4 separate regions of the Homo sapiens genome follow, and regions 2, 3 and 4 are each linked to region 1. A link is a contact called in ENCODE Hi-C data. All regions are on one chromosome and are shown on one strand. The core of a region is the stretch at or near the end of the contact, and the rest is flanking DNA. Distances in the headings are between cores, read along the strand shown.

Region 1 (3,354 bases), core at 269-2,768:
GCCTTACCTAGTGGGCACTGGAGTACAAAGCTCTGTAGTATCATGTCACTGTAGAAGCCCCCTTGGACCTCACTAAGGAGCCCCACATTCTTGGAAGATGTACTGACCCTGTCCTCAAAGGTCATTAAGCCCTGCAACACCAAGCCAATGGGCAGACAGATGTGATCTAAGCACTGAGCGTGAGCCCTAGCCACTGGTCCTCCAACCTAAAACCCTCCTTCCCAAATCCTATCCTCAGGCCGTTCACTGGGCCAGGCCACCAACATAATGCAGTCTGGACGTCCTGAAGCCACACCAGAATTCTATATATCCAGAGGCCCATTTGACACCTCCACTCACAGGTCTCCAGACAATTCAGACTCTATACCTACAAAATCCATCGCTAATCTTCCATGAAACATCCTCCTCCTGCCAACTGCCAACCTCTATTCTCCACAGGAGGCATCCTAATTCTTCCTAACTACTTGGGATGGTCCTTCACCCCTACTCATGCTTATTCCACTTATCTAAGGTAGCAAAAAATTCCATTAGCTCTATCTTGAAGATCCACTGGGAATCTGATCACTTCTCCCATCCTTCTTGCTTCCGTTCTGGACAGGCCACTATCATAACTGTCTGGAACAATACTGCAATAACCTCCCCCACAGTCTCCCTGCTTCCAGCCCCACTACAACCACCTTCTCCAGTAGTGTGTTCATTCAGCAACCACTGAAATACTTTCCAAATTCTAACTCAGGTCATGTCCATCCCTTTTCTGTTCAACACCTTTCATGGCTCCCAGGCGCCCTCGGTGTGCCAGGAGAGGCAGGACTCCTCTTACGCTCTCCACTCGCTGCCAAGGGGGCATGAGAGCCTGCCTGAACGCTCAGGTCAGGGTCAAGTCCAAGTCTTCGCATATGCAGATCCCTCCTCCTGTACCCTCCACGTCTCAACAAACTGGATTCTGAAATGGTGACCCCCAACCTGTGAACGCTCCACACTGTTCAGTGGGGCCCGCAGAGGACCTGGGGCAGATACTTCTCAATCGGAGACTTAGGACAATGGTGCTGAGTCCAGCGGAGTGGGTGCCAGGAGACCTTTGGCGCACGTTCCATGCCTACAGCCGGGCGCACACTGGGTCAAGACCTCCCAATGCGTAGCTTTTCTTGGCCTCGGCCTCGCGCTCCCTAAAGCCAACATAACGCCAAGGGCGACGACTCCCGAGAGCCGCGGACACCTCCGCGCGGTGCAACCTGAGGGTCCCACTGGGCCGGCTTTATCTAAGGCACAGGGTGGGGAAGGGGGGTGCGGTGTTGTGGGGGGCGAACACTGGGCTCAGGGGCGATATTCGCCGCGGTGGGGGCGCTTGTATGTCAAGAAGGCGGAACTTCCCCGACTCTCGTGCCTTCCTCGCTCCTGTTTCCATGGGCCCAGGGAGCCTCCAAGATTCCGTCCCTCGCCTGACAACGCGGTCCCTTCAGAAGCAGACAAAATCGAGAAATGCCAAAGTGATGGTCCGAGGACGACGACGGAAGTCCCGCTGCCAGGCTGTGATTGGCCAGCGTCTTACACTCCGCCCGGAAGTGCCTGTCTCCTCGGCTGCCAATGGCCAGCCCTGAGGCACCGCGAGGGTCCTTCTGGATAATGTAGTTTGCGTTGCCTGAGCAGCGACGCAATAAACGCCATTCCTCAATCACCTTGGCAACGACCTAGCAGTAGCGTGACGGGCATAGGGAAATAGCGTCATAGACGGCGGGGATCCTTGAGCCAATGAAAGCTCGGACCAGTGGCAAGTCCGAGCTGTCATTGAGAGGCGGGACTTCCGGCGCCGCCATTGCGGTCCTCATTTTGCTGCTGGTGGGTTGGGCTACAGCAGGCCTCTGGAGCCACACCAGGGCACGGGAGTGGGTGCAGGGACCGTCACCGCGCCTTCACACGCACCATAGTGCCCGGCTAATTACTCTGCTTTTATGAGCCAAGGTGTTCCCGAAAGTGGAGCCAGCGCCACGCGTCTCCAGGGTCTCCATACCCAGCCTTCGTCCCTGCGGTGCCCAGAGGCCTTGCGCGCATTTTGCATTTGGGAAGACAGGTCCTGAGTGCGACCGTCACCCAGCGGAAGTGTGAGGGTTCGGCCCAGCGGCAGGGCTAGCCCTGGGCCTCCTGTTATGGCCCTGCCCAGCCCACAGGTTCTAATGGGGTTGCCAGCGTTGCTGATGGGCCCGGCGCAGGTAAGTGGAGTGTGCCCCAGGCCCTCACCCGCTGGGATTCCGGCCCTCAGGATCCTGAAGCCCAGATAGAGGGGATGTTGGTGTCCTGGGACTCTTGATCGTGTCCTGTCCTCACACGTGGGTCCTGGGCCCTGCCCTGGGAGTCACTTACCCTTACCATCCTGAATCCAGGCAAGGGGTTATATCGAGGGATTCCCATTTCTGGAATCCTGTGGAATGAGATCTGGAAGGCTGTCCCAGGGACAGTGACCAGCATGTGTACCTTGTTTAGTGGTGATGAAATGGAAGCATTCTGGGGACTGCCGGTCTCCATTTAGTCTGGTGGAAACAGGGAAGGGAAACCAATAGTTAGGCCTGGAATGGCAGCCTGAGGAGCTGGACCTCTATTCTGATGGTGGTGGGAGCCATGGAAGGTTTGGAGTAGAGGAAGTAGGTGCTCTGACTCCAGTCTTAACAGACGCCCTATGGATGCCTAGTGGGCAGCAGACTGGAGGGATGGTGATGGTGGAGCAGGAAGGCCAGTGAGGAGCTGACAGATGTGGTCCAGATGTGTGCTTTGGGTAGCTGGACAGAGGGGTGCCCGTGGAGGTAGGACAGATGGTTGGCTTCTGAATCTGCCCAAACTGGGCCATGGATTACCTGATGTGGGACAGTGAAAGAAAGTGAAATGTTAAGATTGACCTAAGGCTGAGTGCAGTGGCTCACACTTGTAATCCCAGCACTTTGGGAGGCCAAGGCGGCCAGATCACTTGAGGTCAGGAGTTCAAGACCAGCCTGGCCAACGTGGCGAAACCCCACCTCTACTAAAAATACAGAAAAATTAGCCAGGACATGGTAGTGTGCACCTGTAATCCCAGCAACTTGGGAAACTGAGGCAGAAGAACTGTTTGAATCTGGGAGATGGAGGTTGCATTGAGCTGAGATCGTGCCACTGCGCTCCAGCCTGAGTGACAGAGCGAGACTCTGTCTTAAAAAAAAAAAAAAATTGCCGGGCGTGGTGGCTCACGCCTGTAATCCCAGCACTTTGGGAGGCCGAGGCAGGTGGATCACTAGGTCAGGAGATTGAGACCATCCTGGCTAACACGGTGAAACCCCATCTCTACTAAAAATACAAAAAATTAGTCAGGCGTGGTGGTGGGTGCCTGTA
Region 2 (3,390 bases), core at 891-3,390, 520 kb after region 1:
TTTTATTGTTTTTTGTTTCTTTGTTTGAGAGAGTCTCGCTCTGTCGCCAGGCTGCAGTGCAATGGCGCGATCTCAGCTCACAGCAACCTCTGCCTCCCGGGTTCAAGTGATTCTCCTGCCTTAGCCTCCCGAGTAGCTGGGACTACAGGCGTGTGCCACCACACCCGGCTAATTTTTTTTTTGTATTTTTAGTAGAGACGGGGTTTCACCATGTTAGCCAGGATGGTCTCGATCTCCTGAACTGGTGATCCGCCTGCCTCGGCCTCCCAAAGTGCGAGGATTACAGGCGTGAGCCACCGTGCCCAGCCTTATTGTTCTTTATAAGACTGATGTCAAATTACTAAAAGGAGTTGAATGTAAGTTAGAATATCAAGTAAAGGATACTAAGTGGGAAAAAGTGTTGTTCAATTAATTGAACGCTATAATGATTTGTGAACCCCCCAAATTTGAGACAGGTCTCAGTTAATTTAAATAGTTTATTTTGCTGGCCAGGTGTGGTGACTCATGCCTGTAACCCCAACACATTGGAGGGTGAGGCAGGCAGATCACGAGGGAGATCGAGACCATCCTAAACAAGGTGAAACCCCCGTCTGTACTGAAACTACAAAAATTGGCGTGATGCCACGTGCCTGTACTCCCAGCTACTCGGGAGGCTAAGGCAGGAGAATCACTTGAACCCGAGAGGCAGAGGTTGCAGTGAGCCGAGATCGCGCCACTGCACTCGAGCCTGACCAAAGAGCGAGACTCCGTCTCATAAAAGAAAAAGTTTATTTTGCCAAGGTTGAGGACACATGCCCGTGACACAGCCTCAGGAAGTCCTGACGACATGTGCCCATGGTGGTTGGGGTACAGGTTGGTTTTATACATTTTAGGGGGACATGAGACATCAGTGAATATATGTAAGAAGTACATTGGTTCCGACCAGAAAGGCGGGAACAACTCGAAGCAGGGAGGGGACTTCCAGGTCACAGGTAGACAGGTAGAGAGACAAATAGTTGGATTCTTTTTAATTTCTGATAAGTCCTTCCAAAGGAGGCAATCAGAATAGGCATCTATCTCAGTGAGGAGAGGGAAGACTTTGAATAGAATGGGAGGCAAGTTTGCCCTGAGCAGTTCCCAGATTGACTTTTCCCTTTAGCTTAGTAATTTTGAGGCCACAAGATTTTCCTTTCACAGATTCTATCAGCAGGAGAGTTGTTTTCTGTAGGAATCACAGAGATTCAGCTTTGCACTCCTGCTATAGGGGAGCACATCCCTAACTTCCTTCATTTGCCTTAGGCACTCTAAGGCTTCTGAGGGCCTTCAGACACATTATAACACAACAACGCTTATCAGCCTCTGCTTCCAGTGCAGGTATTTTGCGACTGAACGACTGTTTCAAACGGTGTGGTAATTTGGATTTTTAGCCTTTAGGAGAATCCTAAATAATAGTTTTAGCTTGAGCTCCCTATTATTTACCTTGCGCTCCCCGAAATCTGAAACAGTATTTTTCCAGATTCTTGAGTGATTAGTTACAGACACTAGTCTCCAGGAATCTCAATACGGCTTCTAAGGCTAGGTGAGACCCCTCCTCTGCCCTAGAAAGGCGCCTTTTTTTTTTTTTTTTTTTTTTTTTTTTTTTTTTTTTTTGAGACAGAGTCTTGCTCTGTCGCGCAGGCTGGAGGGCAGTGGCGCGATCCCAGCTCACTGCAAGCTCTGCCTCCCAGGTTCACGCCATTCTCCTCCAGCCTCAGCCTCCAGAGTAGCTGTGACTGTAGGCGCCCGCCACCACACCCAGCTAACTTTTTTTTTTTTTGAATTTTTAGTAGACACGGGGTTTCACCGTGTTAGCCAGGATGGTCTCCATCTCCTGACCTCGTGATCCGCCCACCTCCGCCTTCCAAAGTGCTGAGATTACAGGCTTGAGCCACTGCGCCCGGCCAGAAGGGTGCGCTTTTTAAGGAGAACCCCTGACCTGATGGCGGGCTTTTCCTGCAGATGGACTCTGGGTATCGCTCTTTTTAGCGCCATGGAAAGTGGGGAACTACATTACCCAGAAAGCTCTGCGTTAAACGACAGCCGGTCAGAGCCAATGAGCACTCGGAAAGAAGGCATTTCCACGTGTGCACGTAACGTAAGGCTGAGACTTCCGGGGTCTCTAGTAGCGGCTGTGTATCGGTGACGCGGGTGTTTCCCCAGTTTGTGGCCCCTGAGTGCTGGGGGGGGACCGCGGTGACTGAACCTAGAAGGTGGAGAGGAATCGTCCTCGGTGCCCAGAGGCGGCTCTGCAGCCCCGTGACGGCGACCACTGCTCCCGGGCCGTGCTTCCCCAAGTAGTCCGATGGCAGCGGCTGCGCCGAGGCGCCCGACTCAGGTAATTGTGGCGCCTTCTGTGCCCTCAGGTCACCCCATCGTCACCCAGGTCCTAAACCAGCGAGGGAGCGGCTCCTGCTCACGGGTCTGTAGCCGGTACCCGGCGTAGGAACACTGAGGCGCTCGCAGGAGGGGTCCCTGTGTAACTGTCCAGTGGGGGTCCCTGTGTAACTGTCCAGTGGGTTCACCTTGCCAGCTGCCTAGACAGAGCCGATTTATGAAGACTGGAGAATTGCGATGGAGAAATAGTAATTGACGCAGAGCCGTCAGGCTGTTCTGGAGACAGGAGTTTTATTATTACTCAAATCAGTCTCCATTAGCATTCCGGGATCAGAGTTTTCAACATTAATTTGGCGGTAAGGGTTGGGACCTGAGATGGATTCATAGAGGGTTAAAGTGAGTTTTTCATGCTGTTTTCTGTTCTGGGTGGGATGGCAGAACTGATTGACCCAGATTACCGGTCTGTGTGTTGTCAGCTGATCCATCCAGTGCAGGATCTGCAAAATACCTCAAGCACTGATCTTAGGTTTTACAATAGTGATTTATCTTCAGGAGCAACTTGGGGAGGTTCAGACTCTTGGAGTCAGAAGCTGCATGACCCCTAAACGGTAATTTCTAACCTTGTAGCTAATTCGTTAGTCCTGCAAAGGCAGGCTGTTCTCCAGGCAAGAAGGGGGTCTTTTCAGGAAAGGGCTATTATCAATTTTGTTTCAGAGTGAAACCATGAACTGAATTCCTTCCCTAAGTTAATTCAGCCTATACCCAGGAATGAACAAGGACAGCTGAAAGGTTGGAAGCAAGACGGAGTCAGTAAGGTCTGATTTCTTTCACTGTCATAATTTCCTCAGTTATAATTTTGCAAAGACGGTTTCACCTGTTTCTGACACCCGTGGGATGCGGTGGGGAGAGCAACAAGCACAGGGAGGGGCGCAGGCAATGGCCTGGAGATGGACGGAGCCGGGAGGATGGAACCTGTCTGGAACAAAGTGTGAGGTGGAGCTCTCCCTGGAAGAGTAAGCAGGCCGAGGGCTGTGCATT
Region 3 (3,083 bases), core at 169-2,668, 630 kb after region 1:
TTCTTGAAATGTTTCAACATAGTTCCTAGTGAAGTGGGCTTACTTTGTGCCTGACCCATGCTTCTTTGAGACAAAACACCACGCTCACACCACACGCACACCACAAAACAAAGAACAGGTAAAAAGGGCACACATACACTTTTACCGTTTACACCAAACCAGAATCAAAATCCAAATCAGAGTATCCAGAAATCCAAGCCAGGTCAAAACCAAAACGAAAGTATCAAGCAATCCAAATCAAGTCAAAAACAAAAACCAAAGTGCCGGTACAGGCATGCCGTGGGTGATCAGGCCACCCTTCCACTCAAATGGAGTGGGCAAGTTCCAAAGACTAGTCTTACCAAGTTTCAGATGTCCGGACTCCAAGTGCCTGTTCCTTCCCAGTGTTCAGCCGCTGCATTGATCCTCTGTGGGGGCCTGCCACACGCCACTCTGGCGAGGTGTTCCACTGGGGCAATTGCCTACCCGGGAGTGCTCTCAGGTTCTGCGTCCCTCAAGCTGGCCAGAGTCCCCTGTAGGGATGCTCCACAGGGCAGGCCTAAGCTGCCTAAGGGGCTGCCTCGACTATCTGTTAATCACCTGGCTTCCCAGTCAGGGAACCAAGAAATGTAGCAGGACAAGCCGCAGGGCTGTATTCAGCCTGGAGCTTTGGCAAGACTCACATCTCCAACTACCAAGCTCCCCAAGTGAGGAATTCCTGTCCCTTTTAAGGGCTTACAACTCTAAGGGGGTCCACATGAGAGGTTTGTGATCGATTGAGCAAGCAGGGGGTACACGACTGGGGGCTGCATGCAGTGGTAATCAGAACGGAACAGAACAGGACAGGGATTTTCACAATGCTTTTCCATACAATGTCTGGAATCCATAGATAACATAACCGGTTTGGTCAGGGGTCGATCTTTAACCAGGCCCAGGGTTGGCACCTGGCTGTCTGCCTGTGGATTTCATTTCTGCCTTTTAGTTTTTACTTGTTTCTTTGGAGGCAGAAATTGGGCATAAAACAATATGAGAGGTGGTCTCCTCCCTTAACAGCACAAACGCTTAATTAACATTTCTTTTTCTTTTGAGACAGGTTCTGTCGCCCAGGCTGGAGTGCAGTGGTGCAGTCATAGCTCAGTGCAGCCTGGACCACCTGGGCTCAAGCAGTCCTGACACCTCAGCCTCTCAAAATTTGGGATTACAGGCGCGCGCCACCGTGCGGGTCAGGAGGCTTCCCTGAGGGCCCCGGAGGTGGAGCTGGGCTTTTCCTTCCGAAGCGCCCCTGGGAATCTCTCTCTTTACGGCCTTGGAACCTGGGAAACTACATTACCCAGAAAGCTCTGCGTCAAATGACAGCACGGCAGAGCCAGTGAGAGTTCACATTGAAGGCGTTTCCGTGTGCGCAAGTAAGGTAGAGGCGGGACTCCCGGCGCCCTTTAGTAGCGACCATTTCCATTGGCGTTAGGGAGTCCTTGGAGCGCTGTGTTGGGACCGTGGTGGTGACTGGATCCAGGAGGTCGAGAGTCGTTCTTCTCTTTGCACAGACGTGACTCTGCAGCTCTTTAACGGCGCCCGCTGCTCTCAACCCAGCTTACCCCACGTGGTCCCATGGCGGCGGCCGCGCTAAGGTTCCCCGTTCAGGTAATTGTGGCGCCTTCCGTGCTCTCCGGTCACCTCCTAGTCACACAAGTCCTAAAGCAGCGAGGGAGCGGCACCTGTTTACGGCTCTGCAACCCGGACCCGGCGTCGGGACACTGAGGCGCTCTCGGGAGGGATCCCTGTTTCAGACACCCGTGGGATGCGGTGGGGAGAGCGACAGGTACAGGGAGGGGCGCGGGCAATGGCCTGGAGATGGACGGATCCGGGAGGATGGAACCTGGGGTCCACAGGCGCCTGTAGGGAACAACCTGTGAGGCGGAACTCCTCCTGGAAAAGCAAGGAGGCTGGGGGCTGTGAAATCATTGCGAGGACACTAGAAATAGGAGAATTTCCAAGAAAGAAGGGACTGGATCAAAGTCCAGGCTTTTAAAGTTTCCTAAAGGCCAAATAAATAACAGAGTAGAGAGGGGATGACGTTGGGGCCCTTTGAGATTGAATCCTTGTAGATCATATAGGTGGTAGAGATGACACTTTGTGCTGAGACACGCAGGTTAGACAATAGTCCAAGGTCACCTGGCTCCGTGGACACAAAAGCGTTCAGGGAGGCCTGAGCTTACCAGATCCTATCAGGGACACAGTCCTGTAAAGTCAGCCTCTTCCCTCAGGCCTTTATGGCTGTAGAAGCATTTAAGGAACGCATACAAGAAAGTGGAGGGTGGGGCCGGGTGCAGTGGCTCACTCCTGTAATCCCAGCACTTTGGGAGGCCTAGGCGGGTTGGTCCGGAGGTAGAGACCAGCCTGACCAACCATGGAGAAACCCTGTCTCTACTAAAAATACAAAATTAGCCAGGCGTGGTGGCGCATGCCTGTAATCCCAGCTACTTGGGAAACTGAGGCAGCAGACTCGCTTGAACCCGGGAGGCGGAGGTTGCGTGAGCCGAGATCGCGCCATTGCACTCCACCCTGGGTGACAGAGCGAGACTCCGTATCAAAAAAAAAAAAAAAAAAAAAAAAAAAAGAATGAGGTGCGTTCAGAGAGGGTATCTCTGCTGTGCTGAAGGTGCCACATTGGGCTTTCCATGACCTCGGCCATACTAGGGGAAGTGCCTGTCAGGAGGGGGTGGACTCTTATATCACAGCCACCGCACAGATACCTATTTGTTCAACTAACTATTGTTGTTGGTGGCTGTACCCCATGACCAGTGGGCCTAGTTTCTCCTATGTTTGAGGACCTTGAGAGGAGGATGTGCGAGAGTAGATGTGTGGGAGAGATGGATTGTGATACCTCAGCATAGGGGTGGTTTGTGGTTTCATCTGTCAACATCATAACAGGGCACAGTGACTTTTGAAGACGTGGCTGTGAAATTTACCCAGGAGGAATGGAATCTCCTTAGTGAGGCTCAGAGATGCCTGTACCGTGATGTGACGCTGGAGAACCTGGCACTTATGTCCTCCCTGGGTAAGTTGCCCACACTCACCCCTGTGACCTGAGCTAGTCTCTGTCT
Region 4 (3,421 bases), core at 780-3,279, 830 kb after region 1:
GCGTACTTGCAAGGTGTACACTAGCCCTTGCACTAAACCAGCCTACCTGATACATATTCCTCTGAAGGGGAGCTGCAGTGATCCTTCATTAGAGATGTTCATCAATTCTGCTTACCTGAGGGTTTGGGTAACTGAGGCACCAATGCACTGGTTGGGGATGGGACTGCTCCACAGGCAGCGCCCATGAAGGCATGCTGAGCCTGTAGGGTGGCAAACCTACTGCATCCCTCACCTTGGTCTCCAGTGCAGGCCAGGCTACTTATGCTCTACAGCCCTCTCCTCTTGCTGACACTATAAGATATAATAAAATTCCTCTTCAAAGGTTTAGCCTGTTAACTTCCTTGTTCTTTGTTCTCAAACCTTTCTTGTTCTCCATGCCTCCTTGCCCCTAGTTACTATAAACAACCTTCCTGTAAGCACTAACCAATAATTCACATCTGTTCCCTTACTCACTTTGCACCCATTGCCCCCGCCAAAACCACACGTCCTACACAACTCACATGTCCCACCACTGTAACTCACCTTCCCCTTCCCTCTTCCTTATTTGGAAAATACTCACAAATACCCAATTGGCTCAGCTTAGATTAAGCGGTCCGACCCCAGCCCATGGGGGAGTGACACAGAGGAAGGTAGGGACTATGGGTTAGAGATAAAAACCCCTTCCCTCCTTTGTTCAGTGTGCTCTTGGGATCGTGATTAACACAGGCAGCACACTTGCACAGAAGTAAATTGCCTTGCTGAGAAAACTTTTGCCTGAGTGCTGGTTTCACTTTGCAGCACCAAGCATTGACTTCCAACAACACCATCTAGAATGCTTTCACATGCCAGGACCCCTCCTTTCTGGAAGGAATCTTAAGTGTCCACCCCTTCATCCCTGGCCTTCCACCCTAAACCCACCTCTCACTTCAGAGACCACACAAAATAACTTCCTTGAAATTCCACCCTCTAAATCTGATCTACTACAGGCTTTGACCTTATGCCTCACCCATTGAAGTCTCTAGCACAACTCCCTCTCTAGAACCCCAGACCTGCATGTTCAGCTACCCGTGATGAACCTCCAGTGCAGAACACCTTAGATTCACCAAGTCCAAAACCCAATTCCTGATGCCCCTGAAACGTGCTCCCTGCTGTGACTTACCAATTTCCATTCTTTCACACGTTCAGGAAGGAAAACAGGCCAAAAAAACCCTGGATAGCCCTTTCCTCCCTACATTCACTCACGACCACATCTGATGCGGCAGGAAACCCCATTGGTTCCATCTTTAAAAATCTACCCAGAATCTCATGACTTCCCCACCCAACCCCTCCTGCCACTGCTCTGGCCCAGCCACCACCGCAACACTTCTGGAGTTTGTTGCAGGGACCTCCTCAAACGTCTCCTTGCCTCCATCCTCATCGTTTCTACCTCACTGTAGTCGGTTTCCTCCTCAGCAAACATTGGAATACTTTAAAAATCCTTTTTCGGATCCCTTCCCTCCACCATTCAAAACCCGCCATGGCTCCTATCGTCCTCGCAATGAAGGAGCAACTTCTCCCCTCGACATTGCAGGCCTGACTACGGTTCACACACGCTCCCGACTGCTACGGGCTCAGTCCAGCTCCAAACCTATGCTCAGGCTGCCCCTCTGCCAGTCACACTCGCCCCCACCCACCAGCGCCCCGCTGCCTTGGACACTGGGGCCTGCGCTGCAGGGACTCAGACAGGCGCTCCTCATTTGGAACTTCAGGATTTGGGGCGGGCGAAAGTCTGGGAAAGGCAGCACCCACCTGCGCCGGGCCCATCACCGCGGCCGCCGCCATCACAGTTCGTAGACCACCCGGAGCCGCGAGGGGGTCCCAGGTCGCGGGACCCTGGCACCGCGGTCGTCCGTCCCCGGGGGCGCAGGCGGGGTCTTCGCTGGCGAGCCACTCCGCAGAGCGAACAGCGACTTCTCCCGCACCCTCCCGCTTCCGTCACCTCGGAACCGCCCAGCAACCCCGAGCTTCTGCTCCGATGGTTCCACCTAAGAGCCGACAAGATGTCCACCGCGAGGAAGATACCGGAAGTCCCGCCCAGAGAGCTTCCGTCCGCAGGGAGACGCCCCTAAGAGTGCCGCCGCCGGGCGGCGCACAGGTTTCTGGGCAATGCAGTTCTCATGTGCACTTGGCCGTGGTGACGGCTAACTCCCCTGCACGCTGGGCAAAGGCCAAATGGTACTGCGAGGGGCGCTGAGAAATTATGCCCTGAGACTCTGAGGTCAGGGCGTGGCTTCGCTCCTTTTAAAGGACCCTCAACCAGGTCTTGTGTAGTGAGGTCTGCAGGGATCCCCGAAATATTGGGATATATTCTTACAGATGTTCCCTGAAGCCACACCACCAAATGGACACACAACATCCAATGTCACTCTGAGTCCACTCATAGTTCAGTCAAATTTCCTTCATTTAAAAAATATGTGTACTGTAGAGGGAAGCTTTGAGTCAGTTTTGTGAGCCTCAGTTGGGTCAGAGTTAACAGAGAATTGTCCCCAGGCAGGGCCATGGAGTGGAAGAATGGTCTCCAGACAGTGGCTATGGAGGGATGCTGGAGCTCCCTGAGGCAAGTGGACTAATATAGAGCTCTTCCTCTGGTTTCCTCAGAAAAAAAATACCTGAGAGAACCATGAGGAGGAAGACAGGCGAGAGAAGGTGGTCAAGGAAGGCACCTTTCCTGCCTGTATGGTCACTAATGTCCAACCAAAGGAGAAATATTCTTTTATCCAAATGAGAGTTCCTAGCCCAAAAGTTGAGATATATCTATTTCCTTTTGGTGATGTTTCTTATCTGAAAAGAAGAACCATTATAAATGCTTTTATATGCCAAGACAGGGGCTGAAAATGTGGTGTCTGAACCCAGAAATAAAGATTTGGAAAATTGGGATCAGATTTCTTGGCTGGGAGGTGATTCTCATTTCACCTGCAATTACACCGACAGTGTCTGAATTGAGAATTGAGATTTATTTATGGTTTTAAAAAAGAAAAGGGCGAGTGTATGGGGAAAGAAAGACAAAAACATTTGTGAATTGTTTAAATTACTCAAAAGTTGTTTTGTGTTTTTTTTTTTTGAGACGGAGTCTTGCTCAGTCGCCCAGGCTGGAGTGCAGTGGTGCGACCATAGCTCACTGCAGGCTCCGCCTCCCAGGTTCACACTATTCTCCTGCCTCAGCCTCCGGAGTAGCTGGGATTACAGGCGCCTGCCACCATGCCCGGCTAACTTTTTGTATTTTTAGTAGAGATGGGGTTTCACCGTGTTAGCCAGGATGGTCTCGATCTCCTGACCTCGTGATCTGCCCGCCTCAGCCTCCCAAAGTGCTGGGATTACAGGAGAGCCCCCGCGCCCGGCCAAATTACTCAAAGTTAATAATTCTGTAGTTATTCACAGATACATGACGAAATGGACCTGGAGA

What was found. Hi-C counts contacts between places; a loop is a spot of excess contacts on that map. Pooled maps may share reads with other maps.
Region 2: a loop to region 1 is called in a pooled map, with 16 times the contacts of the local background. The contact joins the promoter of ZNF417 here to the promoter of ZNF132-DT in region 1. A Hi-C loop is called at or near these places in 8 of 50 pooled maps.
Region 3: a loop to region 1 is called in a map of naive thymus-derived CD4-positive, alpha-beta T cell, with 19 times the contacts of the local background. The contact joins the promoter of ZNF552 here to the promoter of ZNF132-DT in region 1. A Hi-C loop is called at or near these places in 1 of 168 maps with a recorded cell type or tissue (naive thymus-derived CD4-positive, alpha-beta T cell) and 8 of 50 pooled maps.
Region 4: a loop to region 1 is called in a map of gastrocnemius medialis, with 21 times the contacts of the local background. The contact joins the promoter of ZNF134 here to the promoter of ZNF132-DT in region 1. A Hi-C loop is called at or near these places in 1 of 168 maps with a recorded cell type or tissue (gastrocnemius medialis) and 7 of 50 pooled maps.

What each region holds. Positions count from the first base shown.
Region 1 is chr19:58,438,612-58,441,965 of GRCh38, reverse strand. ZNF132-DT (ZNF132 divergent transcript) reads right to left here and starts at 1,518. Exons shown (of 1, transcript NR_186311.1): 1 at 1-1,518. ZNF132 (zinc finger protein 132) reads left to right here and starts at 1,813. Exons shown (of 3, transcript NM_003433.4): 1 at 1,813-2,207. The coding sequence starts at 2,145. It also overlaps a transcript of ZNF324B not described here. RefSeq lists enhancers at 616-1,125, 1,275-1,404, 1,637-2,147.
Region 2 is chr19:57,915,342-57,918,731 of GRCh38, reverse strand. ZNF417 (zinc finger protein 417) reads left to right here and starts at 2,140. Exons shown (of 3, transcript NM_152475.3): 1 at 2,140-2,353. The coding sequence starts at 2,321. RefSeq lists enhancers at 1,764-1,823, 1,220-2,075, 2,094-2,383.
Region 3 is chr19:57,813,248-57,816,330 of GRCh38, reverse strand. It overlaps ZNF552 (zinc finger protein 552), which reads left to right and starts at 1,418. Exons shown (of 3, transcript NM_024762.3): 1 at 1,418-1,620; 2 at 2,911-3,037. The coding sequence starts at 1,588. RefSeq lists an enhancer at 1,094-1,143.
Region 4 is chr19:57,612,850-57,616,270 of GRCh38, reverse strand. It overlaps ZNF134 (zinc finger protein 134), which reads right to left and starts at 2,029. Exons shown (of 3, transcript NM_003435.5): 1 at 1,768-2,029. RefSeq lists a silencer at 1,775-1,824 and an enhancer at 1,955-2,134.